Regions from separate parts of the Homo sapiens genome. Here regions 1, 2 and 3 are each linked to region 4. A link is a loop called in an ENCODE intact Hi-C map of the cell type or tissue named here. Cell type or tissue: heart right ventricle. All regions are shown on one strand.

What was found. A loop is a pair of places that touch in the nucleus more often than their neighbours do. Peaks named below come from ENCODE experiments on the same cell type or tissue, not always from the same donor. Only the 100,000 strongest peaks of a DNase experiment are listed, where the experiment ranks them.
Region 1: a loop joins it to region 4, with 3 times the contacts of the local background. A loop is called at or near these places in 16 of 110 quality-filtered maps.
Region 2: a loop joins it to region 4, with 3 times the contacts of the local background. A loop is called at or near these places in 16 of 110 quality-filtered maps.
Region 3: it touches region 4 in a loop (4-fold over the local background); 105 of 110 quality-filtered maps call a loop at or near these places.

What each region holds. Positions count from the first base shown.
Region 1 is chr9:129,408,885-129,416,884 of GRCh38, reverse strand. No RefSeq gene overlaps it. Among named protein-coding and RNA genes, the nearest start is that of LINC00963, 76 kb to the left of the region's middle. RefSeq lists enhancers at 88-587, 1,181-2,000 and silencers at 2,582-2,721, 2,862-3,071, 3,182-3,351, 3,372-3,451. In heart right ventricle, a CTCF peak has its summit at 502 (motif pointing left); DNase peaks (open chromatin) are centred at 1,937, 3,114, 3,774, 7,878 and 1 weaker place; H3K4me3 peaks cover 1,884 bases; H3K27ac peaks cover 6,415 bases.
Region 2 is chr9:129,331,002-129,339,001 of GRCh38, reverse strand. It overlaps LINC01503 (long intergenic non-protein coding RNA 1503), which reads right to left and starts at 2,079. Exons shown (of 4, transcript NR_120686.1): 1 at 2,014-2,079; 2 at 85-210. RefSeq lists enhancers at 1,599-2,402, 2,403-3,206, 4,011-4,813, 3,797-4,996. In heart right ventricle, a CTCF peak has its summit at 4,620 (motif pointing right); DNase peaks (open chromatin) are centred at 3,327 and 4,481; H3K4me3 peaks cover 2,338 bases; H3K27ac peaks cover 7,048 bases.
Region 3 is chr9:129,620,283-129,628,282 of GRCh38, reverse strand. C9orf50 (chromosome 9 open reading frame 50) reads left to right here and starts at 7,182. Exons shown (of 7, transcript NM_199350.4): 1 at 7,182-8,000. The coding sequence starts at 7,709. It overlaps NTMT1 (N-terminal Xaa-Pro-Lys N-methyltransferase 1), which reads right to left and starts at 2,120. Exons shown (of 4, transcript NM_014064.4): 1 at 1,988-2,120. RefSeq lists a silencer at 1,756-1,995 and enhancers at 1,609-2,147, 4,000-4,049, 4,060-4,199, 7,070-7,720. In heart right ventricle, a CTCF peak has its summit at 3,940 (motif pointing right); DNase peaks (open chromatin) are centred at 2,142 and 3,959; H3K4me3 peaks cover 3,493 bases; H3K27ac peaks cover 3,003 bases.
Region 4 is chr9:129,136,185-129,144,184 of GRCh38, reverse strand. It overlaps PTPA (protein phosphatase 2 phosphatase activator), which reads right to left. Exons shown (of 10, transcript NM_178000.3): 7 at 7,590-7,714; 8 at 6,493-6,593; 9 at 1,633-1,740. Among named protein-coding and RNA genes, the nearest start is that of PTPA, 29 kb to the right of the region's middle. RefSeq lists enhancers at 341-635, 38-665, 2,735-2,784, 3,182-3,811, 3,892-4,051 and 4 more and a silencer at 3,242-3,291. In heart right ventricle, CTCF peaks have their summits at 1,053 (motif pointing right), 2,733, 2,938 (motif pointing left) and 4,877 (motif pointing left); DNase peaks (open chromatin) are centred at 1,044, 2,564, 4,054, 4,814 and 4 weaker places; H3K4me3 peaks cover 5,251 bases; H3K27ac peaks cover 7,089 bases.

The DNA of each region.
Region 1 (8,000 bases), 270 kb before region 4:
CTTCCCTTCTCGGAGTGGGAGCTTCCCCACCTATAAAAGGGTCATAATGTGCTTGTTTGAGGATTCACTGAGCTAAAGCATTACAACACCTAGCCCAGAGTAAGAACTTGTTATAACCAGCAGCATATCCGAGGACCCCCCGGGAGCCAGGTCCAGGGTGGAGCGCTCACACACAGCAGCCCCCATCTTTAGGACCAGGCAGGTGCTGTGACCCACCCTATTTCATGGATGAGGAAACTGAGGATAACAGGAGATGAAGTGCTTGGCCAAAGCCACCGTGCCAGGCAGTGACAGGGCTGAGATTCAAACGTGGGCCGTGGAGACCGTGACTGGGCCACGTCCTGCCGGCTACTGAGCAGGAACAAAGGCCGGGGCGGGAGGGCGGGGCTGGAGGGGTGCTTCTCCCACCAGCTTCTGGAGGTGACAGCACGGAGGAGGGGAGGGGAAGCTGGGACAATCTCGCTGATTTACGGCTTCCAGCGGGATTAACTGCACCATCTGGAGGCCACGCGTCCACCCGGGTGTGTTAGGAACCCCAACCCTTCGGTGTAAATGGCAGGGGGAGACACGGTGGATGGCCGATCAGCTGTGAGCCGCCGGGTTGACTGTGGGGACCATGTGGGGCCCACCTGGCTTTCTTCAAGCCACCATCTACCCCTGAGGATGTCTCCCACTGAGGGGGCTGGATCTGCACCAGACTCAGAAGATTCCAGAATGGCTGGATCCAAGGGTTCAAATACAAAGGGAGGGCTGTGGCCGGAGCCACCGAAAAGTACAGGGGGTGAGCAGGAAGGGCAGGGGAACAACAGAGACAGGAGCAGCAGCTGGACACTCGCTCTCAGGGGTGTGTGACAGCGACTGCACCATCTTCCAGCTGTGTCCCCAGCAAGTGACTTCACCTCTCTGAGGCTCTGCCCCTTCATCTGTGAAAGTGGGATCATCGTGGTCTTTACCTCACTTGGTTGTTTTGAGGGCAGAATTAGATAAGGAAATGTACAGACCTCGGTGGAGTACCTGGCACTGAGTAAGTTCACAATCAATGGTGGTTGTGATTATTATCCCCATTTGCCAGATGGGAAGACTGAGGCTCAAAGCAGCTCAGGGACTTGCCTCGGATTACACAATGGGTTGGTGGCAGAACCCCTGGCCTCGGCTTCTCCTGACCCCAGTCCAGTGCTCCTTTCCTGGAGGCTGGACCAAAGATGAACCTGCCTTGGGACACAGCCAGCCCCAGAGTGTCAGAGACCCAAGGTGGCCATCCTGGGTCACACCAGCTCCAATGACAGCTTCTATGTTCTAGCACCTACTGTGCACCAGATGCCATGCCACGAGCTTGTGTGCACCACCTCCAGGAGCCATCACCACCTGTGACACGGGCACTGCGCTATCCCTGTTGTCCAGATACACAAGCTGTGGCTTCGGCAGAGCCGGGATCCACCGCCAGGACTGTCTGGTCCTGGAATCCCGGTTCTCAGCACAGGCTACTGCTGGGCCAAGGTGGGGCTTCTCTAGACTGTAGCGACAGCTCCCAGGCGCCTTCTCCCTATGTGTTCATCTTCTCCTTCAAGGAGAGACGGCAATATGGCACCCAGACCTCCACCGTGGATCCTAAGTCTTCTGGACACCAGACAAGTTTCCCCTGCAGGGCGGGGTTCCTTTCTCACATCTGGAAAAGGGGGGTGGGGGAAGGAGGGAAGAAGAAACATCAGCCCTAGCCCCTCCCTCCCTTCAGCCAGCACAGGGCCGCAGTGGGGGCTCAGGCTGCTAGGCGATGGTGGCAGGAAGGAGGTTTGAAGCATGCGGTCCCCCTTCCCCGCACACCCTGTCTACATTCCCATCTGGTCAGCCTGCTCGCTGAAAGTTGAAGTCCGCCTTGTACAAAAAACAAAAGCCTCCCCTTTCCAATGCAGAAAGCCCCAGAGACCGGGGCCACTCCGCTTGCCTTCTCTCTTGGCCAGTGTGGCCAGGACAGGGGCCGGGGAAGTGACAGCTGCCCTGCTCAGGGGAGAGAGATCCCAGTCCTGGCTCGGGTCCTCTCTGGGGCCATACCCCAGGAGCAGCTCGCGGAGCCTGTCCCCGCTGACTCCCACCGGCTCCCGCCTCGCCCGGCAGCCCAGGCCCCGCGACCCCTCCCCCTAGGACCTCCCAGCCTGGCCATCCGAGATGACCTTTGCCCCTTCCCCACAGAAGCCCAGACCTCTGACCCTTATTAAAAACAAACCAAACAAAATCTGGAGAGAAAAAAAATTCTCCACAAACACCTGAGAGATGATCGCGTGTCCCCGGCGCACGTACACACACACACGAGCACACACACCCCAGCCTCAGACACGCGAGGCCGCCTCCACATAAACACGCTGCTGGAGGGCGGGTTTTGTTTATGAAACGTCCAGGTTTCTCTCAACTTTGGGACGGGTGTGGACTGTTTCAGAGTTTTCTGCGGGATGAGGGAGCCTGCGGGCGGCAAGGATGTATTTTCTGCTTTGTGCTCTTTGCTGGTTCAATCCGGGGAGGGGGATACGTGAACAAAAGGACCAGGAAACCCAGGAAGGGGGCCCCGGGGCAGCACCCCCACCCCCAGGGGAGGTCGGGCTCCGGGAGGGCAGCCCCGGGGCCTGGGAAGCCCGGACTGGGCCTGAGCTCCGGAGGGCAGGGCTGCTAGCCCGTGTCCCCTCCGCGTCCCCGCGCTGGGCCCAGGGTCTGTCGCTTCGAAAACGTCTGGGACCGCTGGGCCGGGGTTCCTGCCCCCTCCTCTCCTGGCCTACAGCGCCTGGAAACCAAGGAATCCGCCCGGAACAATGGCAGGGCGGCTTTCCAAAGGCAAACAAGGAACGATTTGGCTTTTCCTTCCCCCGGCCCCCGAACCACCACCTAAGCGGGCGGCAGGGGCAGGTCTGGGGGTCCAGGTGGCCCCGGCGCGGCGACGGGACACACCCGCGACGCCCTCGTGGGCCAGGCCCCGCTGCGCATGCGCGGGTTGGGGCGCAGGCGGCCGCGGCCGCCCGCGCAGCCTCGCTCTGGCCCGGTCTCCGTGGCAACGGGCTGGGGGGAGGGGCCGGGCGGCGCGGGCCGCGGTGGCTGCTATTTCTGCCGCTTCCTGTTCCTCGTGGCCACGTCGCCATGGCAACGGTGTTACTCACCGCGGCCGCTTCCCGGCTCGGCTGGCGCGCGTGACCCCGGCCGCTCGCGCCCCCTCGTCTCTCACTTGCTGTGTTTTCCCCTCTTCCCCCGGGCGTCCTCCTCCTGCACCCCGGGTCCCCCAAGCAGCGCGCCCCGGTGCCCCCCACCCTTCCCCCTCCTCCCCGGTGCCCACGGCCCGGGACGAGGGGGAGGGAGATTGATGGGGGACGCTTATTAAAAAACATTGTAACCGTTTCCGTTTTTATTACGTTGACAAGGGAGCGTTATTTACTGTTATTGTTTGCCGAGCGGGCCGCGCCGGAGCTCGGGCGGCCCCCCGGGAGCTCACCTTCAGGCCGCGGCGGGCGGGGGCCGGGGCGGGGGGCAGGGCGAGAGCAGGGGGCGTCGGGCGGCCGCGCACCCCGGGGCCCTGCTCCTCGCCCCTTCCCCCGCCACCCCGTCCGGGCCCCGCGGCGGGGCGCGTTGGCGCGGGGAGGGACTGCAGAGGCCCGGTGACTCGCGTTGAAGGAGAAAGGCAACAAAAAATAAAAAAGGAACAGATGACTTCATTCTCGGGAAGGCTCCGTCCTACACGGACCAATTTCCTGGGGACTGTGGTGGAACAGCCCTGCTGCCGTTGGAAGCACTTAAAACTAAACCAGATAAAGACCAGAACATTCTGGGCCCTGCTGAACCAAGCCAGGGCAGGCTGCCGGGGCATGCAATTTCTGGCCACATGGGGAGGTGGGTGGCCTCCCTCCACCCTCAAAGGGCGCCTGGCTTCCAGTGTCCCAAGATTGCGGGTCCTGTGGGGAGGTGTCCACCGGGATCAGATGGGCCTGAAGGACGCCCCCAAGCCCCTGCTGGGATGTTAATGTCATCCTGCTAATTAAAGTTTGTGATTCTGTTCCTAACTCAGCTCCCCACTCTTGGACATTATCAGCTCAAATGCATACAGTTGCTGCTCTGGACAGGGAAGCCAGAGGAAAAAGCCTCTGCAGTGCACACCATACCATGGGTTCAGAAAAACAAATGTTGGCCGGGCACGGCCCGCCTGTAATCCCAGCACTTCGGGAGGCCGAGGCAGGAGGATCACTTGAGGCCAGGAGTTTGAAACCAGCCTAGTCAACATGGCAAAACCCAGTCTCTACTAAAAATACAAAAATTAGGCGTGGTGGTGCACGCCTGTAATCCCCGCTACTAGGGAGGCTGAGGCATGAGAATCACTTGAACCTGGGAGGTAGAGGTTGCAGTGAGCCAAGATCATGCCACTGCACTCCATCCTGGGCAACAGAGCAAGACTCCATCTCAAAAAATAAAAATAAAAAAGTGTTTACACTTACAAGCAACTCCTAGTGAACAACCCAGGTTTTGGAAACAACTTTCAGAGACCCCTTTAGCCTGTTTCATGTTTTCTTTTTCTTTTTCTCTTCCAAGGACATGCGGTTAGCCTTTGGTCACGGAGACCTTTGCCCTTTCAAGATAAAGTGATCTTCAGCTCTCTTCCCAGCACCAGCCGCTCTCAGCTGCACAGCCCTCCCTGAATGTGTGAACCAAAGTCACTGGTTCCAAGAAGAAAGAGCATCCTCCATCCCCACCCCACCCCCACCCCCACCCCACCCCACTCCCACCCCATCCCACCCCAGCGCTTGTGGAGTGTAAGACAGAGGTTCCCAGCCCTGAGATACGGACAGGCATCGGGCAGGCCTATACCTCCCTCCACGCCGAGTCACCAGCACTCACCCCACAGGCTGACCGTCCACGCAGAGCTGGTGGTGGGTTCAGAGGGTTTAGCTGATGCGAGAGTCGGAGCCCTGGGCAAAGTTTGTGACAAAATGACAGTAGACACCCAGTGTTGCAGAACCCCAGATCTGGGAGGACTTCGGAGATTACCCAGACCAACTACCCCCACTTCTTGTTTTACAGTTGGGCAAACTGAGGCCTGGAGAGGGGAAGGAGATGGGGCTAAGATGCGCCACCAGCTGGTGATAGAGCCTAGATGGGACCGTGGCGCTGTGCCTTCCATTCAGGTGCTGGTTGCCCCACTCTTTCATCTGTGGAATTATCTGTATGATCAGAAGTTTGGGGCTGGGGGCAGGACAACTGTCAGTCAGGGGCCACTGTCGCCAGAGTGCTAGGGTTCAAATCCTTCCTTCTCAGCGAAGCCTTGGGCCAGCGAGTTCTTCTCTCCAAGACTTGGCCTCTTTATGTGTTAAGTAATGGGGGTAATAACTGACCCTGGGCCGGGCGTGGTGGCTCACGCCTGTAATCCCAGCACTTTAGGAGGATGAGGAGGGCGGATCACTTGAGGCCAGGAGTTCAGGACCAGCCGAGTCAGCATGGTGAAAACCCATCTCTCCTAAAAATACAAAAATTAGCTGGGCGTGGTGGCGGGCACCTGTAATTCCAGCTACTTGGGAGGCTGAGGGAAGAGAATCACTTGGACCTGGGAGGCAGAGGTTGAAATGAGCAGAGATTGCGTCACTGCACTCCAGTCTGGGTGACAGAAAGAGACTCCGTCAAATAAATAAATAAATAAATAAATAACAGAGCCTGCTCTGAGTTTGTCTTAAGGAAGAAAGGCCATGACGCAGGTGAGGGCCCTGGACTGACCTGGTACTTTCTAGAACTTAACTGATGCAACCATGGCGATGCTGGTGGTGGTGGTGGTTGTAGTGGGTTAAATGGTGCACCCCCCAACCAAATATGTCCACACCCTAATCCCTGGAACCTGTGAATGTGACGTTATTTGGAAAAAAGGGTCTTTGTTGATGTCATTAAGTTATGGATCTTGGGAGGAGGTCACCCTCGATGACCTAAGTGGGGCCTAAATGTCATCACAAGTGCCTACGGAAGAGGAGAAGCTGTGTGTAGACGTAGGCAGAGGGTGGAGTGATGCAGCCACGAGCCAAGGAGCACCTAGAGCTGCCAGAAACTGGAAGCAGCAGGAAGGGTCCTCCCCGAGCCTGCTGAAGACCTTTGGCCTTCAGAACAGCAAGAGAATCATCTGTGTTGTTGTAAGCCACCAGGTTTGTAGTGATGTGTTCCTCAGCCGTAAGGAAGGAAACAAATACAGGAGTGTTGAGGTTGAGGATGAGGATAGGGTGATGATAATGATGGTGGTTGTGATGTTGATGGTGGTGATGGTGATGGTGGCTGTGATGTTGATGGTGGTGGTGATGCTGATGGTGGTGGTGATGGTGATGGTGGTGGTGGTGATGGTGGTGATGCTGATGGTGGTGGCGGTGGTGATGGTGATGTTGGTGGTGGTGATGCTGATGACGGTGGTGATGCTGATGGTGGTTGTGATGTTGGTGGTGATGCTGATGGTGGTGGTGGTGGTGGTGGTGATGCTGATGGTGGTTGTGATGGTGATGGTGGTGGTGGTGTTGATGGTGGTGGTGATGCTGATGGTGGTGGTGATGTTGATGGTGGTGGTGATGTTGATGGTGGTTGTGATGCTGATGGTGGTGGTTGTGATGTTGATGGTGGTGGTGATGCTGATGGTGGTTATATTCTCCTGCTAGAGCCGTCTGACGGTTCCAGAGGCCCGAGGTCCACAGTAAGGGCGTGGGCAGGACCATGCTGCCTCTGAAGGCCCCGGGGAAGCCTCCGTCCCAGGCTTCTCTCCAGCTTCTGGCAGCCTTGGCGTGTGGCTGTGTCACTCCTGTCCTCCGGTCCTCCCATCCTTCTGCCCTTCATCTTGACGTCATCTTCATTCTGCCATGTCTGTTCACCTTTCCCCTTTTTATAGGAACCTCACTCTTATTGGATTAGGGCTCCCCAACGACCTCACCTTAACCTGGTTACCTCTGTAAAGACCACACAAAGCCGCATTCTGAGGGACTGGAGTTAGGACTTGAGCCTATCTTTTTTTTTTTTTTTTTTTTTTTTAAGACGGAGTTTTGCTCTTGTTGCGCAGGCTGAAGTGCATTGGCGCAGTCTCGGCTCACTGCAACCTCCGCTTCCTGGATACAGGCAATTCTCATGCCTCAGTCTCCCAAGTAGCTGGGATTACAGGCACCCGCCAACATGCCCAACTAATTTTTTGTATTTTTAGTAGAGCTGGGGTTTCACCATTTTGGCCAAGCTGGTCTGGAACTCCTGACCTCAGGTGATCTACCCGCCTCGGCCTCCTAAAGTGCTGGGATTACAGGCATGAGCCACCGCGCCTGGCCGAACCTATCTTTCGGGGGGACACAATTTCCCTCACAATAGTGGTGATAATGGAGGTGATGGCAGTTGGTCATGGAGGTGATGATTGTAGTCATGGAGATGACAGTGACCGCCATGGTGATGGTCCTAGGCCTCAGTCCTGGACCCCCAAACCCTGCAGCTGCTCCTTGGGGTGCAGTGGTTAGTTCAGAGGGTCTCTGGGGGTCCAGAGCCTGTTCTCAGCGGTGGAGAGCAGGGTTGGATTGTCAGCTGAAGGAGCAGAGAGGTGAGAAAGAAGATCCCAGGGTGCTATTGCCAAGTTAGTGTCCCTTTTGCACCCTTCTGAAGCTCTGCCAGCCACCAGCGGTAAGATCTGTGCAAGCCCTCTAACCTCTGTCAGCCGCTGGTTGAGACGTGGGGTTGTGGAGGGAGCCCCTCAGCCCCAGGCCTCTGGGAGTCTGGGATGGCACCCGGTGGAGACATGGGAGCTCAGCCGCCTTGGCCAAGAGGGCGTCCATTGGGGTGAGAGGACAGCGAGGCTGGGGGGCAGGTATGGGTGAGAGAGCTCTCCCTGCTTCTCTGCACCTGACTTGTCCCTGTCACGTGCAAGCCCTTGCTATTTTTATACACAGCTAAGTCAGTGCTTGTCTCTGGCCCCACCCCGCTGCCAGAAACCTCCCAGAGGGTAGGGACCATGATCCGAACGTCTTTGAGTTGCCCAGAGC
Region 2 (8,000 bases), 190 kb before region 4:
GCCAGCCAAGGACAACACACATTCATACATGCGCACCGACACGTGTACACAGTGACACGTGTGTACATACAGCCCCATACTCACCCTGACACGTAGGTACACACTTGTCAGAGGCGTTCGAACCAGAGCGACTCCATTTTGAGTGAGGGCTGGAAAACGAGGCTGGGACCCGCTGGGCTGCATTACCAGAAAGGTGGGTATTCCGAGCCCCTAGAGGTTTATGGTTAAGGGAACAAATTAATAATGTTTACTAAAACAGACCCGGACTTAGGAGTGTCCAGATATCGCCATATCTGAAGAACAAAGGCATTCCTAATTTTGCTTTAAAGATAATAATATCGATTCTTGCAAAATATAGTAATTAAGAAAATTAATCCTTTATCACAAACCCTTGTAGCAGAGCAAATCTCCCCATATATACAAGCATTGTACCTAGGGTGGATGCGTTCCTCGCTCCTCCTCTTACTTTCAGGAACATCCTACTCTGTCTACGGAGTAGCTGTCTTTTTACCGCTATCCCTTTTTTTTTTTTTTTTTTTTTTTTGAGATGGAGTCTTGCTCTGCCCAGGCTGGAGTAGCGTGATCTCAGCTCACTGCAACCTCCGCCTCCCAGGTTCAAGCGATTCTCCTGCCTCAGCTTCCCAAGTAGCTGAGACTACAAGCATATGCCACTACACCCAGCTAATTTTTTTTTTTTTTTTTTTTTGTATTTTTAGTAGAGACAGGGTTTCACTATATGTTGGCCAGGCTGGTCTCAAACTCCTGACCTCAGTTGATCTGCCCTCCTCGGCCTCCTAGAGTGCTGGGATTACAGGTGCGAGCCACCGCGCCCAATCCCTTGTACTTTCTTAATAAACTTGCTTTTGCTTTTCACTGTGGACTCATCCTGAATTATTTCTTGCGCGAGATCCAAGAACCCTCTCTTGGGGTCTGGATCAGGACCCCTTTCCCGTAACACACTAACACATACACACTGAAACTCACACATGCACTAATATACACTCCCCTACTCCCACTGGTGCACACACACCAGCACACTCACAATGACACGACACACCCAAGCACACACGGACACAGGCGCGCACACACGGACACAGCAGTGTGTAACTCTGGGTCTCCGGTGGGTCTGAGTGGTCTGCTCCACGGTGGGTCTCTCCTGAGGCTGGAGCCTCCTCTCAGAAATGTTTCTGCCCCCAGCTGCCATGTGGCCTAAAATCCTGACAAATTAGGAAAGATTCCTTTAAAACCAGCACTTCGGATTTTAGGCTTAAGCAATATTTGGAAAATGTGAGGCTCAGTCCCCCAGCTCGCTGGGCTGTGGGCCTGTCACCTGGCGCGCGTGGGGGCAGGCAGGAGGAGGGGGCTGGCTCGTGGTATGGGGCGAGCCCGGGCAGATTTGGGGCACAGGCAGGCACGCGGACACCCCACCGCTGAGAGCCAGAGAGACAGCAGAGGGCCGTGGGGATCAAAGACAGGGCTCTGGAGGGACCCAATCCCCACCCACTCTCTCTGCAACCCTCCCCAAGGGACTTCACTCCCGCAAACCTCAGTTTCCCCATCTGCACAATGGGTGTGAACCCGGGACCCACTTCATGGGCTAATGCGAAACTTAAATGACACCGTACCAATTAAGTTATAAGCCCTGGAAGCCCAAGAAAAGAAAGCGGTGGTGCGATGGGGGAAAAACCACCATCCCCGGCTTCCCGCGTGTAACGGGGCCGAAAATAACCAGCATTTTCCTTTTCTCTGCGGCTGAAGCCCACGCTTCCCAGAGGACCGGGCCTGCTTATCAGGAGCAGAGCGGCTCGCTCGGCTGTCTCCGCCAGAAGGTGACTGTGGGGGCCCGGCTCCCCTCCTGCCTCCAGCCCGACTCCCACCAGGAACACACCAGCTCCTCCCCCCGCCGCCCCTTTCAGGTTTCCGCCCCACCCCCAGCCCGCAAACAATTTTGCATATATTTAAATCTCCTCTGCGAGTTCCCCCTCCCCCGGAAAAAGAGAGAAAAGAAATTACAAAGGCCGTCATTTGTCTCCGTCCCCGCACCCCATCTATCAGGGCCCGGAGCCCGTCGCCTCGAATGAGGCGCGCGCCCGGGACGGCCGCTTTAATGGGGCGCCGCGTGTGACTGTGCAGCCGCGCGGCGGGCGCAGCCGGCCGGCATTTGCATACATATTAAACGGAGCAGTAAAAAATGCAGACATGCAAACCATTTGGACGGGCTCCTCGGCGTAGAGCCTGCCAGGAAATCAATCTTCTGGTTTCTTAAAGGCAGCCTGCTCGGGAGGAGGTGGCGATGCCACACAGCCCGCAGGCCGTGGGAGGGGGCCATCGTCTGTCCATCTGCCTGCGGGAGCAGCCGTGGGGGTCCTTCCCGGCCATGGAGGAGCCACCTCCTGGGAGCCAGGGGCCGGGGAGTTGAGTGTGGTGGGTCCTGGCTCAGCCGGCTGTGTGCCCTGTAGTAAAAGGGGTCCCCTCTCTGAGCTCCCCCTCACTGGGTGCTGAAGATATTTCCTTTCCCTTTTGCTAGGCTGGGGCTTAAGGGACTAACCCAAGATCACTGGGCCCCTCTATGCAGAGCCTGGGTCTCTAAGCCAGGTGCGAAGAAGGATGGCCAAGAACACAGGCTCTGGGGGCGGGCGGCCTAAATTCAAAGTCAGGCTCCACTCCCCAAGAGCTGTGTGATCTTGGGCAAATGCATCAACCTCACTGTTTCCCGTAAAAGGGGGATCAATATGCCTCCCTCTTCGGTATGCTGTTGGATTGAAATAGGTCAGCCTTGTAAAGCACTTGGCTCATTGCCTGGCATGTAGTAAGTGCTCAATAAATAGTGGTAGAACAATGTGTAGGAGGGCCCTTGGTGTTATTGGTATGTTTTTCTTGGTGAATATCCCTCTTTATATCTGCATAGTGTGGCAAGCCACTCCTCCCAGAGCCTCCTTACCTGTAAAATGGGGTGTTTTGATTTTCACGGGAACTGCTAGCTGTGTTCTAGAAGGCACTGGGTCCCTGCTGTGTGCTCCCACCCACCCGCTGATTCCAGCCAGGTGTGGCCAAACTGGCGCCTCTGAGGGCTGCCCACAGCCTGTCTTAGGCAAAGCCCAGAGCAGGGATGGGGGCATACCCCCAAACTGACCATACATCTGTGGGGCCAGGAAAAGGCAACTGGCCCTGAGCCTCAGCCTAGTGAGACTGGGGCCTCTCTGAATTCCATGGCACAGATAAGGAAACCGAGGCTCAGAGAGGTGTGGCAAAGCCAGGAAGCTTGAAGGTGGTGCCTCTGGGATGCAAGCCAGGTGTGCCCAACTGCAAGGCCACCTCCCCAGAGGTCCCCCAGAGAGGAAATACTGCCGGCAGAGGGAGGAGCTCATCCCACAGTGTCAGGGAACACAGCTTCCCCCCAAAGGAGGGGGGTGCTTGTGGAGAAAGAGCTGAGTTTTGCGTCTGAGCCCAAGTGAATATTTGGTACTCATGAAGGTCCTTCCTTTTTTTTTTTTTTTTTTTTTTTGAGATGGAGTTTTGCTCTTGTTGCCCACGCTGGAGTGCAATGGTGTGATTTCAGCTCACTGCAACCTCCAACTCCTGGGTTCAAGCGATTCTCCTGCCTCAGCCTCCAGAGTAGCTGGGATTACAGGTGCCCATCAACACGCCCAGCTAATTTTTTGTATTTTTAGTAGAAACAGGGTTTCACTATGTTAGCCAAGGTGGTCTCGAACTCCTGACCTCGGGCGATCCACCCACCTCAGCCTCCCAAAGTGCTGGGATTACAGGCATGAGCCACCGTGCCAGTTTGGTCCTTCCTTGAAAAGACCCAGAGGAAGAGGGGAGAGAGGGTTTTCAAGAACCAGCTCAAGTTTGGCCTTCATTCATTTACTTCATACTCCCGGAAGCGAGGAACAGAGGTGACCAAGGTCCCCAAGACCTGGCCGGGCAGTGGGCAGTGGGAAGTGGTGGGGAGTTAATGGCAGGATGGAGGGGTGCACCTAGACCAGTGGGTGCACTGTCCTCTCTGAGACCCTGGGGATTAGGTGAAGAGGCCAAGCCAGTGCATTGGGGTGGGGGGGCTTTGCCTTCTGTTGGGAGAGGGTCCCCTGTGGTTCAAAGCTTCCCAGCTGAGTGGCAATGTGACCTCCCTGCTGTGTGTGGGAGTTGCAGCCTAGAGTTATGGGAACTAAAGAGGCCAGACCCAGAGCTGTGGCCCAATTCACTGGTGTCTTGCTGTGTGACTTTGGAAAAGGCCCCGCTTCTCTGGGCTGGGGTGGCTGAGCCAACTGCACCCCTGCTCTGTCTCTCAGGGAACCCCTCTCTTTCACTCTTGACCTTCAGGCTATCTGGGCCTCTGTCCCTCCACCTCCCTCTGCAGCTGAGTGCAGGCCGCCCCCACTGCCCGGCAGGCAGCCCAGCCGGGGTGGAGGAAGCCGGCAGGGCGGGAAAAGGCGGGAGGGGTCCGAGTTACAGGAACCAGCAGGGCCATTGCTCAACTAGGGAGCCTGGCCGCGGGCCTGCCTCGGCCCCCACCTCTAGCAGCCCGCCCTCCTCCTAGCTCTGCATTGCAAACATTCCTCGCCAACCTCGGGTTGCTGCAGCCCCGGAAGGGGGAACTGCAGCAGACACAGCACCAGGCCGCCAGAAACACTTAACCCCTTCGCTCCTTCCAGGCAGAGCCTTCAGGGGGAGGAAGGAGGGATCTGGGCGGCAGCCGCGGCAGTCCTTCCCAGCCTCTGGGTGACCGGGTCAGGTGATTTGCTGGCAGGCCCGGCCACTGATTACCAACCTGGATCAACAGGTTGCGCGTTCATGACTCACCCAGCAGACATTTCCGGAGCTCCCCCTGGGTGCTGGCAGCAGGCATGAAAATCCAAGAGCGGCCCCAGCATCGGGGGTGGGATGCGGGTCTCATGAGCAGACGTGTGTTTTAGATCATTACAGTGATGAGAGCAACCAAGACGTGCAGGGTGAGCCTGAGCACAAACTAAAGTGGCTCAACTCATCAGGGAGGGCTTCTTGGAGGAAGCGACACTTAGGGAACCCTGTGAGAGCAGAGGGAGAGAGTTCCAGGCAGAGGAGGCAGCAAGTGTGAGGCTCTAGAGGGAAGAGAGACGTTCTCATGTTTCAATCTGTGTTTCTGGAGGAGAGAGAGGAAGGGGAGGAAAGCCCCAGGTGGGAGAGCTTGGCCCATGCCAGGTCCCAGAAGGCCTTGAGGCCACTCCCAGCATGAACCGTCATCTGAGGTCAGTGAGGAGCCAGGGAAGGGCTTATGTGTGGAATGACATGGTCAAGTTTAGCTCTAAGCCCTAAGACGCCTTGAATAAAAAACAGAACCTTGGGCTGAGCGCGGTGGCTCACGCCTGTAATCCTAGCACTTTGGGAGGCCGAGGCAGGTGGATCACGAGGTCAGGCTATCGAGACCAGCCTGGCCAACATGGTGAAACCCCGTCTCTACTAAAAATACAAAAATTAGCTTGGTGTGGTGGCACGCACCTGTAGTCCCAGCTACTTGGGAGGCTGAGGCAGGAGAATTGCTTGAACCCAGGAGGTGGAGGTTGCAGTGAGCCGAGATTGCGCCACTGCACTCCAGCCTGGGCAACAGTGCAAGACTCCGTCGCAAAAAAAAAAAAAAAAAAAAAAAAAAAAGCCTGGGCTCAGTGGCTCACACCTGTAATCCCAGCACTTTGGGAGGCCGAGGCGGGTGGATCACCTGAGGTCAGGAGTTCAAGACCAGCCTGACCAACATGGAGAAACCCTGTCTCTACTAAAAATACAAAATTAGCCAGGCGTGGTGGCACATGTCTGTAATCCCAGCTACTTGGGAGGCTGAGGCAGGAAAATCGCTTGAACCTGGGAGGCAGAGGCTGCGGGGAGCAGAGATCATGCCATTGCACTCCAGCTTGGGCAACAAGAGCGAAACTCGTCTAAAAACAAAAACAAACAACAACAAAAAACAAAAACAGAACCTTACTGGAAAGAGGCCGCTAACATATTTTCATGTACAAACCAAATGGACTCTAAGACCAGAACACCTGAACCACGCCAAAGTGCCACCAGCAGGACACGTTTCAGATGGCAGCTGGGCCTGGTACTAGGCTCTCCTGCAGCCTACATGGCCATTCTGCCATCCCAGGCCACATAGAAATCTGCAGGCTCAGGTTGGTTCTTCCTCCTGGGTTGGGGTCAGCACCTCCCATCTCCCAGACACCACTCCTGCATACAGCTGGAGTTCAATAAATGCAGCAATTAATCAGAGTGTTAAAGTTGGGAGGGGCTGAGAGATCATCTAGGCCCACAGCCTCCTCGCTTTTTTATTTTATTTTATTTTTGAAATGGAGTTTCACTCTCGTTGAAGACTCAGAGAGGGAATCCCTGGCAGGGGGGCCTGGAATTTACAGCCAAGATGCCCACAGAGCATGTCCAGAGAGGAGGCCAGCACACCCAGCTGCCCAGAACCTCGGTACCCACAGGAAAGACCCCAAAATCTCCCCACCAAAGCTCCCTTCCTTTCCCTACCTCTCACAGGGCCTGTTCTCTCTATACCTGGTCTATTTGTTGGGACAGCAAACGTAGCCGGAGTTCCTCTAAGTCCTGCTCAGCCTGGTGAGACTTCCAAAGGAAAACATGCCCAGAATCCTCCCTCTGTTGAAAATCATGCCCCAACAGGACAGGAAGGGGCCGGGCAGTCTCCATGCCTGCACATGCCCCCAGCAGAAGAAAGGGCTGAGCTCCTCCCAGCCTCCTCGGGGATCACCCTGCGGGAGGCCCCAGCAGTTACCACAGTCTGTTTTGTGGCTCAGGGTCCACTGTGTGTCACTGGATCCTTCCAGGCAATGGAATTTCTAGAAAGGTTCCTTCAACCTGGGACACCACCACCTTGGTGACCCGCCACCAACTCTGCCATGTGAAACACCTTACAGGCCTTGTGCTGGGCCAAAGATTCACTCTCCGAATCCTCATCACAAGTGGTGAAGTTTGCTGTTATCATCCCATTTTGCAGATGGGAAACTGAGGTCCGTGAAGTCACTTGCCTGGATCACACAGCTCATGACCAGTATGGGTCGGCCTGGGACACAGGCATTCTGGGGCTCACCACCAGGTGTTCCACGTGTCACCACTAGACCTCCCAACCAGGGAGCCCTGCCGCTGCCCCAGCCTGGAGACGTGACACTTCTCCCAGCCAGGAGGCTCCAGTGAAACCAGGGATTCCCCAGGCTCACCCTGACTCCTCATCTTGTTAACGTATTTAATCCTCATCCTGTACATGAAATAAATATTTCATCTCATCTATTTATTATTTGTTTATCGTGGGCATTTATCCATCCTAAGCTTACTCTCTGCTCAAATCTTCTCCACACGGGTTCGCTCAGGTTACCAATTTTGTCTCAGCTTCCATCAGGCAGAGCCACGTGTGTTGCCATAGCCAACATCACAAAAAAATCTCATTTCATGCATTTCATAGGCATGAGTGGCCTGACTTGAAAATATCAGTGGAACCTGCTCATGGGGACAGGGGTTGCATAGCACCCTGAGGCCCATGAGGTACCTGGTACAGAGTGAGCACCCAGGAAGGGAGGCTGGGTTATTAGTACCGCTGTTTTCCAGGGCTTGGTGTGGCTGATAAATTTTTGGTCTCTTCCCCTTCTCTTCATATCACAGGTTAACAGGTTCACTTCCCAATGTTACTCATGTCTACAAAATGGTAAGAAAAAGCAACTGTGCAAATGAGGCAAGTTACATGTCCTGGTACCAAAGTGATGGTTACTAAGGCAGTTGGCCTCCAACATGGTCTCCAAACAATTCGCACCTCCTGGCATTCACACATTTCCACAATCAATCAGGCTGGCCTGCATAACCAATAGGATACTGAGGAAATGACTGCATGTACTGTTCAAGGCTAGGTCATAAAAGGTACTGCAGCTTCAGTCTCACTCTCTTGCATCACTCACTCTGAGAAGCCAGCCGCCATATTGTGGGGAAACTCAAGCAGCCTGCTGAAGTCTGCATGGCATGGA
Region 3 (8,000 bases), 480 kb before region 4:
GATTCCTGGGGTCCTGGCTACATTTTGCCTCGTGGTGTCCAGATTGGAGTGGGGCAGGAGGAGGTCCCTAAGAGTCTGAGGGAACAGCAAGGTCAGTCAGCCAACAGCAGGTGGTCCTGCTACACTCTGCTCCAGAGCACAGATGCCGTATGTGGCTGAAGGGCCTGGGAGGGGGCCAGGAGCACACGGGCTTTGTGTGCACTCTAGGCTAGCTCAGAGAGGAAGACAAACCCCTCATGCCTGGTAAATGGCTGCTCAGCCAGTAAATGTGATCCTACATCCTTCACAGTCACCTGGCTGCTGCCTCCTCCTCCCCGCCAAGGTGTTCAGACCCAAGGTACTGCATCTCTTCTCCCACGACCCATGGAAGAAAACAGTGCTGAAACTGTCACCGGCAGACTTTTGCAGTCATCTCATCCTCCTCACGTAAGTCTCTACGGAAAAGCCTGCCTAAAAGTTACCTCCACCCTCTAGCAGCCTAGTGGACAGAGTCCATCCTCCCTGGATCTTTGTGGACAGCAGCAGGCCACATGCAAACGGCAGAGTGCTCTAAGAAAAAGAAGGAAGTGAGAAAGGGAGGGAAGAAGACAAAACAGGGGATACATTTAAAAACTAACAAAGGCTCTGATGGAGCCAGATGAACCAGATCTGAATCTTGGCTCTGCACACCTGCTGTGTAAGCACAGACAAGACATTAAACCTCACCATTCCTCAGTTCACCTATAAAATGGAACAGTAATACCGACTTTACAGAAAGGCTGTGATTAAAAGTGCATATGAAAAGCTTAAAGTGCTTTGCACAGTGCCGGGCACATATTCTCTCTTGAGCTTAGAAATCTCTGTCAAATGAGATTCTTGTCAACTCTGCCCACTATGAGGATCAAATGGGAAAACTGCCTTAGAATGCCACAGAAGCTGTATTGGACACACCTAGGGGACTGTTACTGGTATGCTGGGCGGCCAAGCCAGCAGACTCAAACAGCTCTGCAAATCAGCCAGAGTGGGGAGTGAGCTTCCTCTGCCTATAAGCACAGAACCCCCACCGAGATTTTTTAGATGCCATCCTTGTGATCCTAGGGCTTCCGGCCTCCACCAAAACGCTCCATGCATCCTTCCAACCCCCGCACAGTCCTCAGTTTACATAGAGAAAAACCAGCACACTAAAGGAAGTGACGTGTCTTTAAACATACAAACAGGAAGCCGAGAACAGAATTAAGGAGGGAATCCAGGCTCCTTATACCAGCCCTGGTTCCTCCCAGAGGCTCATCCCATCTCACTGGGCAATCATTCTACACACCACAACCACCGGTTACACTGTCCCTCCCCGCTGTCAGGGCCTCTGACACCAGTTGTGGCAATCACTTATAGTACAGAGGAGAAACCAAAGTCCAGAGGGAGAGATCACACAGTTGGTGCGCAGCAAAGTCTGGGCTTTTCGATATGGCAGCCTCCCTGCAGACAGGCTGACCTTGGCCGCAAGGGCTCTCGGGCTGTCTTTTTTGAGCTGCACCTGTGTCGGGCTGGCGCTCGGGTGGCACCCAAGGTTAAATACGACAGCAACTTCTGTGCAGCGGGCACTTAACTGTGCCAGGCTCTGAACTGGGCATTTTACCGATTTTACCGATTCCTCCCATCCATCCTCCAAGTGGGCGCTCTCCATATCCCTGTTTCTCGGAAGGGAAACAGGCTCAGAGAAAGGGATTTGCTGCGGTCTGGGGACCGGGGTGGGGGAGTGCCCTGCCTGGGCTTTGAGTGCCTTGACTTTCCTCCTGTACCCCGACCCATGGACTGCTCCGTAGTCCCTGCCCAGGTCCGGCCCGTAGACCTCTTGGGGACGCGCACGTGAGGCCTGTGCCGGCCCGCGCGCACGCGCCGGGTCACGTGACGAGCCGGGGACCCGGGACCTCAGGGCGCCGAAACAGTTAGGGGTCGCAGCCTCCCCTCTCCCAGCGGCTGCCTACCCTTCGCACCGCCTCGCGCTACTCACTCCGGGCGGGGGCTCCCGGGACCGAGAGAAGAAGATGGGGAAGAGGAAGGGAGGGCGGCGGCGGCGGAGACGCCACAAGCCAACCGCAGCTCCGCCAGACCACGACCAGACGCGACAGCTCGCGGCGCGCGCTGCCTTTGTCCGCCAACGTCACTTCCGGGCGTTTAGGGGCGGGCCCATGGCTGGCTCCACCCCCTCGCTCAGCTCGCCCCTCCCCCGCGCGGGCTCCGGATTTAACTTAACTTCTTTTGAAAAATAATTTAAATTTTTTTTTTTTTTTTTTTGAGATAGAATCTTGCTCTGTCAAGCAGGCTGGAGTGCAGTGGCGCGATCTCGGCTCACCGCAACCTCTGCCTCCCAGGTTCCAGCGATTCTCCTGCGTCAGCCTCCAGAGTACCTGGGACTACAGGCGTGAGCTACCACACCCAGCTAATTTTTGTATTTTTAGTAGAGACGGGTTTTCACCATGTTGGCCAGGCTGGTCTCGAACTCCTGACTTCAAGTGATCCGCCCGCCTCTGCCTTCCGAAGTGTTGGGATTATAGGCGTGAGCCACCGCACCTGGCCTAATTTGACTTCTTTAAAAAAAAAAAATTAGAGACGGGGTCTCACCCTGTTGCTCAGGCTGATCTTGAACTCCTGGCCTCAAGCGAGGCTTCCACCTCGGCCTTCCAGACTGCTGGGATTACATGCGTGAGCCACCGCGCCCAACACAGGTTACAGCTCAAAACTTGACTAAATTGACTTTTGGGAATCTAGAAGGACCTCCCGAACGGAAAAGAGCCGCAGCGTCGCCCTCTCCCCGTCCCCAGCACGTACAACAGTTCGTTTGGAGGCTGCAGGCTGGACTTCTAAAAACGAGTGTGTTGTGCGGGCTTTGAGTAAAAAGGGAAAAAAAAGCCATTGGTCCTCAAATCCACCCATCTCCATTAGCATCTTAAAATAATACCGACCCCCCAAAATAAATAAAATAAAAAGAAATACTCTCGGCAGTGCCATGGGATTCCCACTGAAATGAGCAAAACAAGCCCATGACGTTTCCATTCCAAAAGCGTGGCCCTTCCCTAGGCTCCTCCCATGCAAAGAAATTCTGGAGCTATCTCCGAGGCAGCGGTGATGGAAACGGGAGCTTGCAGGTGGGTAGAGCCTGTTAACATTTCCGAGCTTCAGTCTCCTGTCAGAAGAGGAAGTTGAGCAACGTAATAATTACTCAACTTCTGATGCTCTGAGAGGGTTAAACTTGTGGGACATTGCACGTCAGACCTTCAGCTCAGCACCTGCAGTGGGTTCTCAGGAAATGGAAGCTGTTATAATGACAATATCCATCTTAAGTTCATTTTTCCTATACTATTAATAATATCCTTGTGTTGGCAGGGCACGGTGGTGCACGACTCTAATCCCAGCATTTTGGGAGGCCAAGGCAGGCGGATCACCTGAGGTCAGGAATTTGAGACCAGCCTGGCCAACATGGCAAAACCCCGTCTCTACTAAAAATACAAAATTAGCCAGGGATGGTGGTGCATGCCTGTAGTCCCAGCTACTCTGAGGCTGAGGCAGGAGAATAGCCTGAACCTAGGAGGCAGAAGTTGCAATGAGCCTAGATCGCGCCATTGCTTTCCAGCCTGGGTGACAAGAACGAAACTCTGTCTCAAAAATAAAATAATAATAATACTATCCTGGTGTTCCTTCCTCTGGGCGACGCACACAGAAGGTGCTTAAAGTGTGTTTGCTCTAAATGTGTTGAAAGCTACGGTAGAAAGGGGATGCTAAAAAGCCCCTTCTGCATTGAGTCCGCAGGATGTGTGTATGTGCATCTTATTTGGCATACCCTCTAGACTATTCTAGGTCACAACTGCTACCCCTGGTCTGAGCCCCTCTCCCAAGCTTCATTTTCTGTGTCTTTAAGCAAAGGGATTGATCCTGGGCAATTTCAATCGGTGGGGGTGTCCGGAATCCTCCGCCAGGGGGCAGCTCTGATCCAAGCTCTCTGTATGCCTAAAAATCCAGCCCTGTCTTATTTCCTGTCAACAGAAGAGCAAGCCCCTTCCCCACAGCCACGCTCCAAGGCCTTCCCAGGACTGGCCGGCTCCCTGACCTCAAAGCCTCTGGCATCTCTGAATTCCCAAGCCTAGCACATAGTAGTTCCTTGATAAATATTTGCAGAGTGCAAGGGCTGGAGGGCTCCTTAGAAACCATCTAGTTAGGCCAGGCGCAGTGGCTCACGCCTGTAATCTCAGCACTTTGGGAGGCCGAGGCAGGTGGATCACAAGGGCAGGAGATCGAGACCATCCTGGCTAACACGGTGAAACCCCGTCTCTACTAAAAATACAAAAAAATTAGCCGGGCGTGGTGGTGGGCACCTGTAATCCCAGCTACTCGGGAGGCTGAGGCAGGAGAATGGGGTGAACCCAGGATGCGGAGCTTGCAGTGAGCTGAGATCGCGACTCCGTCTCCAAAAAAAAAAAAAAGAAAAGAAAAGAAAAAAAGAAACCGTCTAGTTAATCTGGTGTTTCGCAGCCATTAAAAAAGACACATACCCTTTAAATAAATACAAAAATATCTCCCTCCCCCACTCAATATTGTAGCTCTCCAGGAAAGTATGTCCCTCCATCCCTGGTGAGAAGCATTGACAGAAAATAGAATATATCTTTGGCGACGCGTTCTCTAGTGAGTCACTCTGTTATTTGAATTACAAAGTCGTTTCTTCATTTTCAAATTATGAAACTATGCCACGCCAGTGAAATACTCATGTAAATGACCTCTGTCTCCCACCCCAGCTTCACAATACTATGAGCTTCCTCTCGGCCCTCTCCCAGCCAAGACTCAGAGATAAGGCCCAGGGAGTCCTGAGAAAGAAGACACTTCTCCAGGATCACACAGCAAAACAGCAGACCATGGACTTGAAAGTGGGTCTGTTAATTTCTTTTCTTCCTTCCTTCCTTCCTTCCTTCTTTTTTTTTTTTTGAGATGGAATCTTGCTCTGTCGCCCAGGCTGGAGTGCAGTGGCGCGATCTCCGCTCACTGCAAGCTCCGCCTCCTGGGTTCACGCCATTCTCCTGCCTCAGCCTCCCGCGTAGCTGGGATTACAGGTACCCGTCACCACAACCAGCTAATTTTTTGTATTTTTAGTAGAGACAGGGTTTCACCGTGTTAGCCAGGATGGTCTCGATCTCCTGACCTCATGATCCACCCGCCTTGTCCTCTCAAAGTGCTGGGATTACAGGCGTGAGCCACCGTGCCCGGCTCTTTCTTTCTTTTTTTTTTTATGGAGATGGAGTCTCACTCTGTTGCCCAGGCTGGAGTGCAGTGGCGTGATCTCGGCTCACTGCAACCTCCGCCTCCCGGGTTCAAGCAATTCTCCTACCTCAGCCCCCCAAGTAGCTGGGACTACAGGCACACGCTGTCACGCCCGGCTAATTTTTTTGTATTTTAGTAGAGACGGGGTTTCACCATGTGGCCCAGGCTGATTGCGAACTCCTGAGCTCAGGCAATCCACCTGCCTCGGTCTCCCAAAGTGTTAGGATTACAGGTATGAGCCACTGGAACCTGGCCTCTTTTTTTTTTGTGAGACAGAGTCTCAAATGATCTGTGTAACGGATTAGAGTTGGAGATGTCAGCATGAGCTCATGTTTAGCTTAATATAAGTACAGATGGTTACCTATAGAAATATTTATAGATATGTGTGTGTTTCATAGTATACACACACATTTCTTTGTCAGCTGAGACTGCCTGAAAGAAATGACATCTCAATAGCAAGAAGCACACCTAGCACCCAGACCTTGGATTATTATTATTATTATTTTTGAGATGGAGTCTCGCTTTGTCACCCAGGCTGGAGTGCAGTGGCATGATCTCAGCTCACTGCAACCTCCGCCTCCCAGGGTCAAGCGATTCTCCTGTCTCAGCCTCCCAAGTAGCTGGGATTATAGGTGCACAACACCATGCATGGCAAATTTTGGTATTTTTTGTAGAGACGAGGTTTCACCATGTTGGCCAGGCTGGTATTGAACTTCTGACCTCAGGTGATCCGCCCGCCTCGGCCTCCCAAAGTGCTGGGATTACAGGCGTGAGACACCGTGCCCCGCAGGGTCTGTTCATTTCTAGGTCCATTGTATTCTGACTGCCTGGTCTTGGGGTGGAAGTTCTACTTCCAGAGCCACCCAGCCTAAGCCTCCCAGATCTGGAAAGGGTAGGCCTGGCTGCCCTGGTCAGAGTCCCAGTGCCCCAGGTGGCTGCGGCCAGGGCATCCAGGGCACAATAGCCCCACCCTTAGTCCCCAGGCCTCAGTGCCCACTGCTACTCAGATGCCCAGGGGTGAGGGGCGGATCACAATGACCCTGAAGCGGCCCAGAGGCAGCCGGGAGGGGCTGGGAGAGGCACCAGGCAGGGATGATGGGCTCTACAGCCTGCCTGTAGAGAGCTCTAAACTCACAGGACCTTCTAGGGCCCCACCCAGAAGCCCACCAGGGTGAGTGTGACACTGCCCAGGAGTCAGCTCAGAGCTGACAACAATCTGGGAGTGGGGTGTGGTTGGGAGGAAGCAGGCTTAGAAACCCCTCAGTGTCAGAGCTGGGAGTAAGACTGGGGCTCTGCCTCCCAAAGGGGGAGTTTGTTAAAAGTCTGTGTCTTGGCCAGAAGTGGGGACTCACGCCTGTGATCCCAGCACTTTGGGAGGCCAAGGCAAGTGGATCACTTGAGCCCAGGAGTTCAAGACCAGCCCGTGCAACATAAATACAAAAAAATTCTACCCCATTTCTACAAAATATACAAAAATTAGCCAACTGTGGTGGTGTGTGCCTGTAGTCCCAGCTACTCAGGAGGCTGAGGCAGGAGGATCACTTGAGCCCAAGAATTTGAGGCTGCAGTGAGCTATGATGGTGCCATTGCACTCCAGCCTGGGTGACAGCAGGACCCCGTCTTAGCAAGACCCCATCTCTTTAACAACAACAACAAGAACAACAAACTGTCTTGGCTCCAGCAGAGACGTACTGAATCAGAATGGGGGCTGGGGGTAAGTCATCTGTATTTTCAACAGGCTCCCCACCCAGGGGTCTCTGAGGCAGCACCAGGGCTGGGAGGCTGCTGGTCAGGTCTCTCTTCCCTCAAGCTGGTTCCAGGTTTCCTAATTCCCAGTAGAGCGCTAATGACGGTAACAGTTCCACGCTTTGAACACTGCAAGGCAGGCTAAGTGCTCTCTCTACCAGCGGTGATGCGGTGATGCCGTTTCACGGCTGCAGAGAGGCAGGTGCTGCTATTATCCCCATTCTGCAGACCAGAGCCCCCAGGGAAGGCAGAGGGAAGTTAATTGGCTTGGCCAAGGTTACAAAGCTAATAAGTGGTGGAGCTGGGACTAAATCCTAAATAATAATAACTTTGAAATACTAAGAATGGCAGCTAGTCTATGTGTAAGCTTGGCCAGCGTGCCTGGCACTGTACCGAGCTTGCTGTTCTAAGACTGGCATGTACTTGCTCATTTAAACGTCACAGCAACCCCCAAAGTTGGCTACTCTTGCTGTCACCATTTTTCAGGTGAGGAAACAGAGGCTCTGGGAGCTCTCGCCTGAAGCCACTCGCTGTCCGCCGGGCCGGTGGCGTTCACCCCGCACCGCGCTGCCCCGCCCGGGGCACTATGGCCTGGGGCTGGACTATGCCCTCCCCACCTCAGCCGGCGCCCCCCACCCACGCGCGCTGAGGGTGCGGTGAGCTGAGTGCGGGGCCAAGCATGTTCTGGCGTCGACTTCGCCCAGGGGCCCAGGACCTGGCGCCCAAGGGGCTCCCTGGCGACGGAGACTTCCGACGCAGCAGCGACCCGCGGCTGCCCAAGCTGACCCCGCCCGCGCTCCGAGCGGCTCTGGGCGCGCGGGGCTCCGGGGACTGGAGGATCCCGGGGGGCGGCGCCGCGTGGTGGCCGGAAGGGGACGCCAAGCCCGGGGTGGGCGTCGGACGCCTCCCGCCGCGCCTGCCCGCCTTGCTCACCGCGACCCGGCGGGCCGTGCGGAAGCGGGGGCTGCTGC
Region 4 (8,000 bases):
CCCTCATCCTCTGGCAGCCTGGAGTTCTTTTGTCTCTGGAAGGGCAGGTGAGAGAAGGGGACAGGGTCTCTTGCCCTATCCTTTGGGCCTTAGAGCCTGAGTCGAGAGAAGTTTAGAGTCACTTGAATTAAGAGGCTTGTAGAGAAGACAGTACTTCAGGTACCAAGCAGAGAAGGCAGCCAGAGTCCTCTCTTTGGCACACAAGGGTTGGGGTTGGGAGGTGGCTGGTGGGCGATGTGCACCTCTCACATGCTCAGACACCCTGGAGGCGGGGCACAGCAGAGTGAGAGTTCCCCAGCAGCCCCCACTGTGGGACAGGCGGGGGTGGGGTCAGGAACATCAGGACACCAGAGGGCAGTGACCCAGGGCAGAGTCGGAGTGGAGAGCCGGGGGTGGCCAGCTGCAGCCGGAAGGAACCTAGGCAGCTCCAGCCAACGGGCTCTCAGGCCTCTCAGATTAGAGAGGTATGTGGGCTGGAACCTAAACACAGGATGTGAGGTCCAGAGGAAGGGGACCAAAGGGGGAGGGGGCGGAAGGGAGTGAGGGCCCGGTCTGTTCAGTTCAAGCCTCATTAACCCCTTCAGGACCAAGTGCAGGGAGCCAAGCCAACTGGAAGCATCTGTGCTCCCCCACCCCGCTGGCCTCTGGCACCCTTCCCCGTTGTCCCGCCTCTGCTGATGGGATCCAGGAAGCTCTGGGTCCAATGAAGACCTGGAGCAGCCCCTTCCCAGAAGAGAAGGCCGGCCAGGAGTCAAGAGATGGTGCCCACAGTACAGTGTCTGAGGCCATGAACTAGTCACAAGGGCCAGCCTGAGAACAGAAAGAAGGGACTTTAAGGACCCATCACTCCAGGTGTGGAACTTCACATCCAGCCCTTCCCTGGCCAAGGTCAAGCAGTTCTAGAATTAGTCTTCCCAGGAAGTGGGAGGAGCTAGCAGAAGGGACAGAGTAGAAATAAAATGTCTCCTCCCCACTTGGAAGAGAGAAAAGGCCACCTCCTTGGCTGGGAGAACAGTGCCAAGAGGGCAGGAGACACCCTCGGCTGCCTGCCAGCAGGGGGAGCTCCAGGAAGCCTCAGCTCTCCTCTCCTCAGCATCTGATTTGAGAGCAGGGAAAACCATTTGCATCAAAATCCCTGAAGCGGTCCATAAAAATGCCAATTCTCGGCCTACCCTCAGACCTCCCACCACTCAGTGATCATACACACTAACATTTGAAGGCAGCACTTTGGAGATGCCTCCAAAGGGTAAGACCCTTCCCAGGTATGCCATGGGAGAGCCAGACTCAGACTGCCCGAGCTTTGAGGAGCCTTTGGCCACTTGATAAAGGAGAAGGGAGGCCCCCATCGCCCCCACTCCCCATGCAGCAGGTCCTTGCCTCAGCCTCCAAGCTCATCAGGACAGAGCTGGACTGCAGCTTTTCGGGGCTGGGGTGGCTGGTGCTTCTCTGACTGCCCATGCCCCAGATGGGAGATTCCGAGGCCCCAAGTGTCAGAGGGGCTGGCCTAAGATTCAGAGCAAAACAGTGGGGTAGGAGGAAGCAGGAGCCCCAGGTTCCACATCTTTTGCTTTGTCCCCAGCCCAGGACCAAGTGCGGCAGCAGGGACGGGCACACTGGCCAGCCCCCACTCACCTCGGCCTTATACATGCGGATGAGACCCTGGTTCACTTTGGACCAGGAAGGGACGGCGCTGATGTTCCACAGCTGGTTGGAGTGCTCTGCAAATGGGCCAGTCTTCATCTGAAAAAGAGAAGCCACAAGCTGAAGAGACAGGTTCTGGCTGGGAGCTCATCCCTCCTCCCCTGCAGCAAAGTCACACCCATGCATGCACACACACACACACACAAACGCACACGCACACAATGCACGCGCAGACACTTGGGGACCAAGCTATAGCATCTGCCTGAGGGGCAAACATACAAACAGGCACATGCAAGTGCCAGAGACAAGGTTCCCCTTTGGCCCTCAAGGCCTGCTAGGAAAATATAACATTCCTTGCCCACCTACCCGCAGTCACCCCTCTTTCTCCCACAGCCAAAAAAAGGGGGCCTGATTCCTATCGCCCACCAAATCCAGCAGCCTCAGGAAGATAAGATCTCCACCTGAGCTTCTGGTGTCGTTCCCACCGACTCCCCAGGAGCCTCAGAGCGCCTCTCCAGCACAGGGATTCACTTGGGTTCAGATAAATAGCAGCAGCAGCTAGGCCCCACCCCTCCAGGCCCACCCCCTCTCCCCCAGGCCCCCCCACAGGACACGTGGTCTGCACCTGCCACCAGCAGAGCTAGAAGAGATGAGGAAAGGGTCAATTTGCAAGAGGACCAAGGTGGGTATGACCAAACCCAGGTATCCGACAGCCCTCTGCCTGCCATGCAGGCAGGGAAGAGAGGGCCGATGGGAGGCAGGGGTGCCTGAAGCAGCAGCCAGCCTGGCCTGGCCAGGAGGTGGGGAAGGGGTGGCCGCCACAGCAGCTGAAAGAGGCAGGCACAAGGACGGCTCCATTCCTGGTCCTCCCTCTTGCCAAAGAGTCTGACCCTCCAGGACGGAAGAGAAAGATTCTGCAGCCAGCATGAAGTTCCCATGACGTCAGAAACCACAGAGGGACGCCTGTGTGCCTGAGCATATCCCCCTGACACCGCAAGTCCAGCACATTTGTATTTATTAACCAAGCAGTTCATAATTCCCCTCGACACAGCCCCCCAGCTCATAGGCAGCATTTACAGGGGAACAGGGCTCTGTACCCCAGACCCATGCTGCAGAAGGAAGACTCTGCAAAGAGGCTGAATCTGGCAAAGAAACAGAGACTTGGAAGGTTCTAGAAACATGCGGGTGTCAGGGGAGACTGGGTTATTTTTTGAAGGAGAAAAGATAAGCCAGAAACGCTCTCCAAAAAGGGGCATCAGTTCACCACAAGAGCCCTCAGGAGCCCCCACTCTTGAGCCATGGGCTGCCACCTGGTGACCCACTCCTGGCAGGCCTCTTACTTCTCTAGTAAGGGCAACTGTGACAAAACTTTTAAGATTTAAGTCAAAAAAAACCTGTCATTTTATCCCCCTCATTTCCCTCCCCTGGCCCAGGTTCCCAAAAAGCCCATCCAAACACCCATGTTCAGGAGCAAGGACAACAGGCTCCTCCCTCCCCTCCTCTTCTCTCCCAGGCTCCACCACAGCCAGGCAAGAGCCCGAGGCACCCAACAGAGACAAAGCCCACTCTGGTCCCTGGGGGCCTTGTCTTGGACCACTCGCTTCACTCAGAATCACCCCAGGCTCTCTCCTCCAGGAGGGCAGCCAGGCACCCCGAGCCTACAGGGGCCTCACCTCTGGGGAGCTTTGTTTCAACTGCCCTGCTCAACCACACTCCACCCCCAGCCCCTCCCCCACCTCCCCACCCTACCCCACCCCTTCCCCAGTCTGCAGGCTCCAGCCCTGTGCACACTTCCAGGCCCAGGAAAGCTCAGGGAGCATGGAGCTGTGTAACCAGTTTCACTCTCTGGACAGGGCCCTCTGAGCAAGCAACCAGGAGGCACCCTGTCGGCTTTGTCGGCTTTGTCTGCCAGGGGCCTGCCCGGCAAGGGCTCCGAGGCAAAGGCAGGCAGATGGGCACTGGAAGACAAGAGCCCCTGCCTCCTGGCCAGCCTCGCCTACCAGGGCCAAAGAACAGATCCTCAAAAGGCCTCTGGCAGAGCCAGGGCTAGGCCCATGTCCTGGAGCTCCAGTGGCCCTGGGCCCCTACACACAGAAAGGCCAGAGAGGTAGTTTCTTTGGAGGGGCTGCAGGCTGCCCCCAGGCCTTCAGTACCCCAGGGTCTCCCTAAGTCCTTCAGGGAGGTTACAGTCCTTTGCCTGTAACTCTGGCAAAGGAAAACAGACGAGTGGGAGAAAAAGGAATCGGGGCTGGAAGACAAAGAAAAAATTAGCTCATTCTAGCCACAAAGGGAGAAGAGAAAGAACCAGAATGAGCGAGCGAGCTGCAGCCCGCAGTGACCCCAGGGGAATCGTGTGAGTCAGAGCAGCCATATTGAGCAGGAAATTACTCACAGACGCTGCGTTCCTGCCTCTCCACTCCCCAGAGAATCGGCCTTTTGTAAATGGCTCCTCTGTCAGTAACTGGGGGGATGGGCGGGGGTGGGGAGGCTCTGCACAGCGCCTTCCTGTCAGCTCCTTCCCTTCCAGCTGAAATCTGATCCCTCCCTTCCCAAAACTCCAAATTTAGAAGCCAGATTGAAACTGAAATTCTTTTCCTGCCTGCCCTGGGCTCTTAAAGGCGCCAGGGCTGCATTTACAGAGGCTGTAGAGGCCCTGCAAGGTGGGGTCCCTCACCTAGGATGCCCACGGGTATCAGGGCAGTCTTGGCATGAGACCCTGAAAGGGCTGCCTGATTCCACTCCCAAGTTCTCGGTGTTTTAGTTAATCTCCCAGTTAAAAGAGCACCATGGTGAATCCAGGGTCTCCAGAGGAAACACTGCCTCCTTCCCAAGCAAGGCGTACAGAACTCCATGCAAGCCTCCAGGTCCCCAGTGAGCTAGGCCAGGCCACTCACCAACTAGGGACTGCAAAATGCTGCTCACTGCTCCGAGGTGGAAGAGGGTGGGCGCTCTGGAGAACCAACACAACGTGTGCTGCAACCAGCGGCCACGTGGCAAGATGGGCCCTTGCTGCAGCCACCCCGGCTCCTGGGCACACTCCTCCTAGGGTCTACTGTTGAACACCATGCCCAAGAGCCTAGACCCAAAGTGAAAACCCGGACCTGTGGAGAAGGTGCGGAACAGCCAACAACTCTAGGCACGCCCTCCCCTCCCTGTTCCTTCTGCTGCCTCAAATAAATGTCACCAAACCCTCTCCAAGTTCAGTGTGCCTCTCCTGCCACCTAGTGGCTACTTTGAGATTTCCTCTACTGGAGGAACTGGGTCCCAAACTTTGGAAAAGCTTTTGGGGTGTTTATACCAACAAAATCAACCAACCAACTAAAGACAAAATTTTACCATGGAATCAATTCCCAAAATCCTGGAGGCCAGGCCTGGCATGCCTCCTAGTTAGAATACCGACAGGGACCCAGAGGCCTGGCCAGCCGCCGGGGGAGCCCAAACAGCTCAGCCTTTCAGCCACACCCAAGAACTCAGTGTGGCATCTGCACCCTTCTTCCCACCCTGCTCCTCCAGCTTATCCTGAGGTCCCCCAGGGCTCCGCAGACCCCCACATTCCACTCCACAGAGAGCAGCGCGTGACTGGCTTTCAAGGCAGTGAGCCAGGCTGCCCCCAAGTCCTCCCGACCTTGGGCCTGCCACACTGCTGAGGGCAGCAGATCTCCGGGAATGAAGTGGTGGCCGCCCAGCCGTCAGTCCCGGCTCCATTTGCTGACTTGGAAAAAATGTGTCATTCCCCTCTGGCCTCTGGAGTTTGGCAGAAGCCTGAGCCGAATGTTGACCAGGAAGAGCCTGGAGCCAAGGCTGCTGGTTATAACCCAGCTTTCTCCACCTCGTCGGGGGCTCAGAATACACAGCCCGGACGGAGAGCAGCCCCCGTGGCCAGCATCCACAGGCCTGCTAGGAACCTCACTGAGGCAGCAGACATCCGTGCTGGTGTCGGGAAAGGGACTGAGGAGGGATAGAACTCTCAAACCCTCTCCAGATAGCTGAGCGAGGGCGCCCTTTGGAAACTGGGGCATGGGGATGGCAGAGAGGATGAGAAGTCCTAACACCTCCCTCAAGAGAGGTCCAGAGAGCAGAGGGTCCCCAGCTTTCCTGTGCAGTCGCCTGGCACGTGTGTTTAGATGCAGGTTCCTGGCTCTTGTCCCCTAAGATTCTGATGCAATAAGCTGGGATGGAGGGCCCAGGAATGTGCGTTTTAACAAACACACTAGGAGATCTCGCACAAGTGGTCCAGGGCCCACTGCAAGGAATCCTGCCTTGGTGAGACAATAACTTCCAGTTCCAGAACCCAGCCGTGGGGCTGGCTATCCAGTGACTGCCACCACAGGCCAGGCCTGCGCACTCCCACTCCAGCACTTTGCTCGGGCCCACGTCCTCAGGCACTGACAGAGACGTGTCCCTTCGACAGAAAAGCTGTCTGCACCAGAAGTTCGCTCCATCTCCTCTGGTGGTTTCATTTTACACATCCACAGCACATGGTTCTACAGACCCTTGTGGGGCCCCACCGAAAGATGCTGACCCTCCCCCACAAACCTCCGCCCGCCCCGACCCTTTCAGACCTGCTGCAGCAGTCACCAAGGCCAGTTAGTGACCAAGTCTTAGACCCTCATCTCAAGACTCCTGTGGTGTTCAGGAGAAACTGAAGGAGAACTGGGCGGAGGACCTGACAGTCAGCAGCGGCTCTTTCGGAAGAGGCCCAGTGGTGCTTCCTTTTCAATAACCCGCTCCGGCCGGCCCTGCCATTTTGGGCAGCAGCTCTGGCTCTTCTGATCCACTGTAAGGCCACCAGCCTTGGTTCATCTGAGCCTGGAGGCAGCCATGGGCTTCTCTCTCACCCCTCCTCCTCACCTCGGTAATAAACAGGATACACTCCAGGAACATGTAGTCCTTGTGGTTCTCATTCACGGCCTTCTCATCCACAAAGTGTCTGGGCTCCAGGTATGGGTGGTCTGGGAAAAGGAATGGGCCCCAGCATTCAGAACCAGGCCCCACGACTACCTGGGCAACCCGGCCCAGCAGTCACACCCCCCCAGGGGCCTCAGTCCTGCCCGTGGTGCCCTCAACACCTCACCTTGAAGGAGCAATAAGTAACTCTGGGTTTGTGTATTCTAATGTGCTAAGCTCTAGCTGCATGGCGTTGGACGCATGACTTCAGCCTGCCAAGGTTCAGTTTCCTCACCTGGACACTGGGGACAAGAAGAGCACCTCCTCCTAGGGGCCATGACAACAATTACCACACCTACAGCACTCAGTATGGTGCCTGGTGCAGGTGCCAGTCAGCAGAGCCGGCTTCATGCTGGCAGACCCTTCGCAGTGTCACTGAGAAGATTCGGGGAGGCAATGCACCCGAGGCCACAACTAATGGTCATTTATGAATATCAGTCTGTAGGCAGTTCATTCTTCATCAAAATAGAGATGATCACCTACGCCCATCCTGAAAACTAGCTTCAAGAGTTGGGGAGTCACCAGAGCAGGCCTCTCTGAGCCCCACAGGAAGCAGGCCCACCACCCAGCACTTGGCGGCTGCTCCCTAACGGGCCCCTTTGCACACAGCTCGATAATAACAGTGGATGACACTGGTCACCAAATCAAAAGGGTCCCTCATTTTCAACATAAAACCCCACAGCTGCTGCCAGGAGCTGGGGCGCATTTCACACCAGTCCATTATGCACCAGGCGTGCGCCCTTGCTCCAGCCCATGTCACTTCCCATTATCTTGGTGGCGCTTGGCCTCCGCCTCCTCCAGCCCACCACACGGGCTCTCACAGCAGAAGGTCGACAGTAAACAGCCTCCCTCAATAGCTGGTCTAATGCCCTGCTTTCCAAGCTGTCACTGTCTGCCCTGGGCAGGAAGAAGGGAAGGAGGGAGCGCAGGAGGGGCAGGGGAGGGCCACAGAACGCAGCCTTGGTTGGGGGTGGAGGGATAGGCACCTCCCGCTCTAGTACCTATCAGCTGCGAACTGCCCCAGATGAAGGGCAGAAACTGGAAGTCATCCAGACCCCACACTCCCTGGCTGCCGGCTGGCTCCATCCTGTATGTTTTCTGGAGTTTCCGCATAACCTCAAGGTACCTGCACAGGAGGACAGGGAAAGGGAAGGTAGCAAAAAGTAAAAAGACAGTCTCACCCTTTCGGCCACTGGGAGCACAAGGAGACCCCAAAATAACCACTGAAGAGTGTTAACTGGTCTCAATTTCAATAATGTAGCTTTATTTCCCCCAACAAACACTCAGCCATCTTTTGGCTCAGGAAAGGCATAAAAATCACTGATTAAGGGCCCGGGCACGGTGGCTCACGCCTGTAATCCCAGCACTTTGGGAGGCCGAGGCAGGCGGATCACAAGGTCAGGAGATCGAGA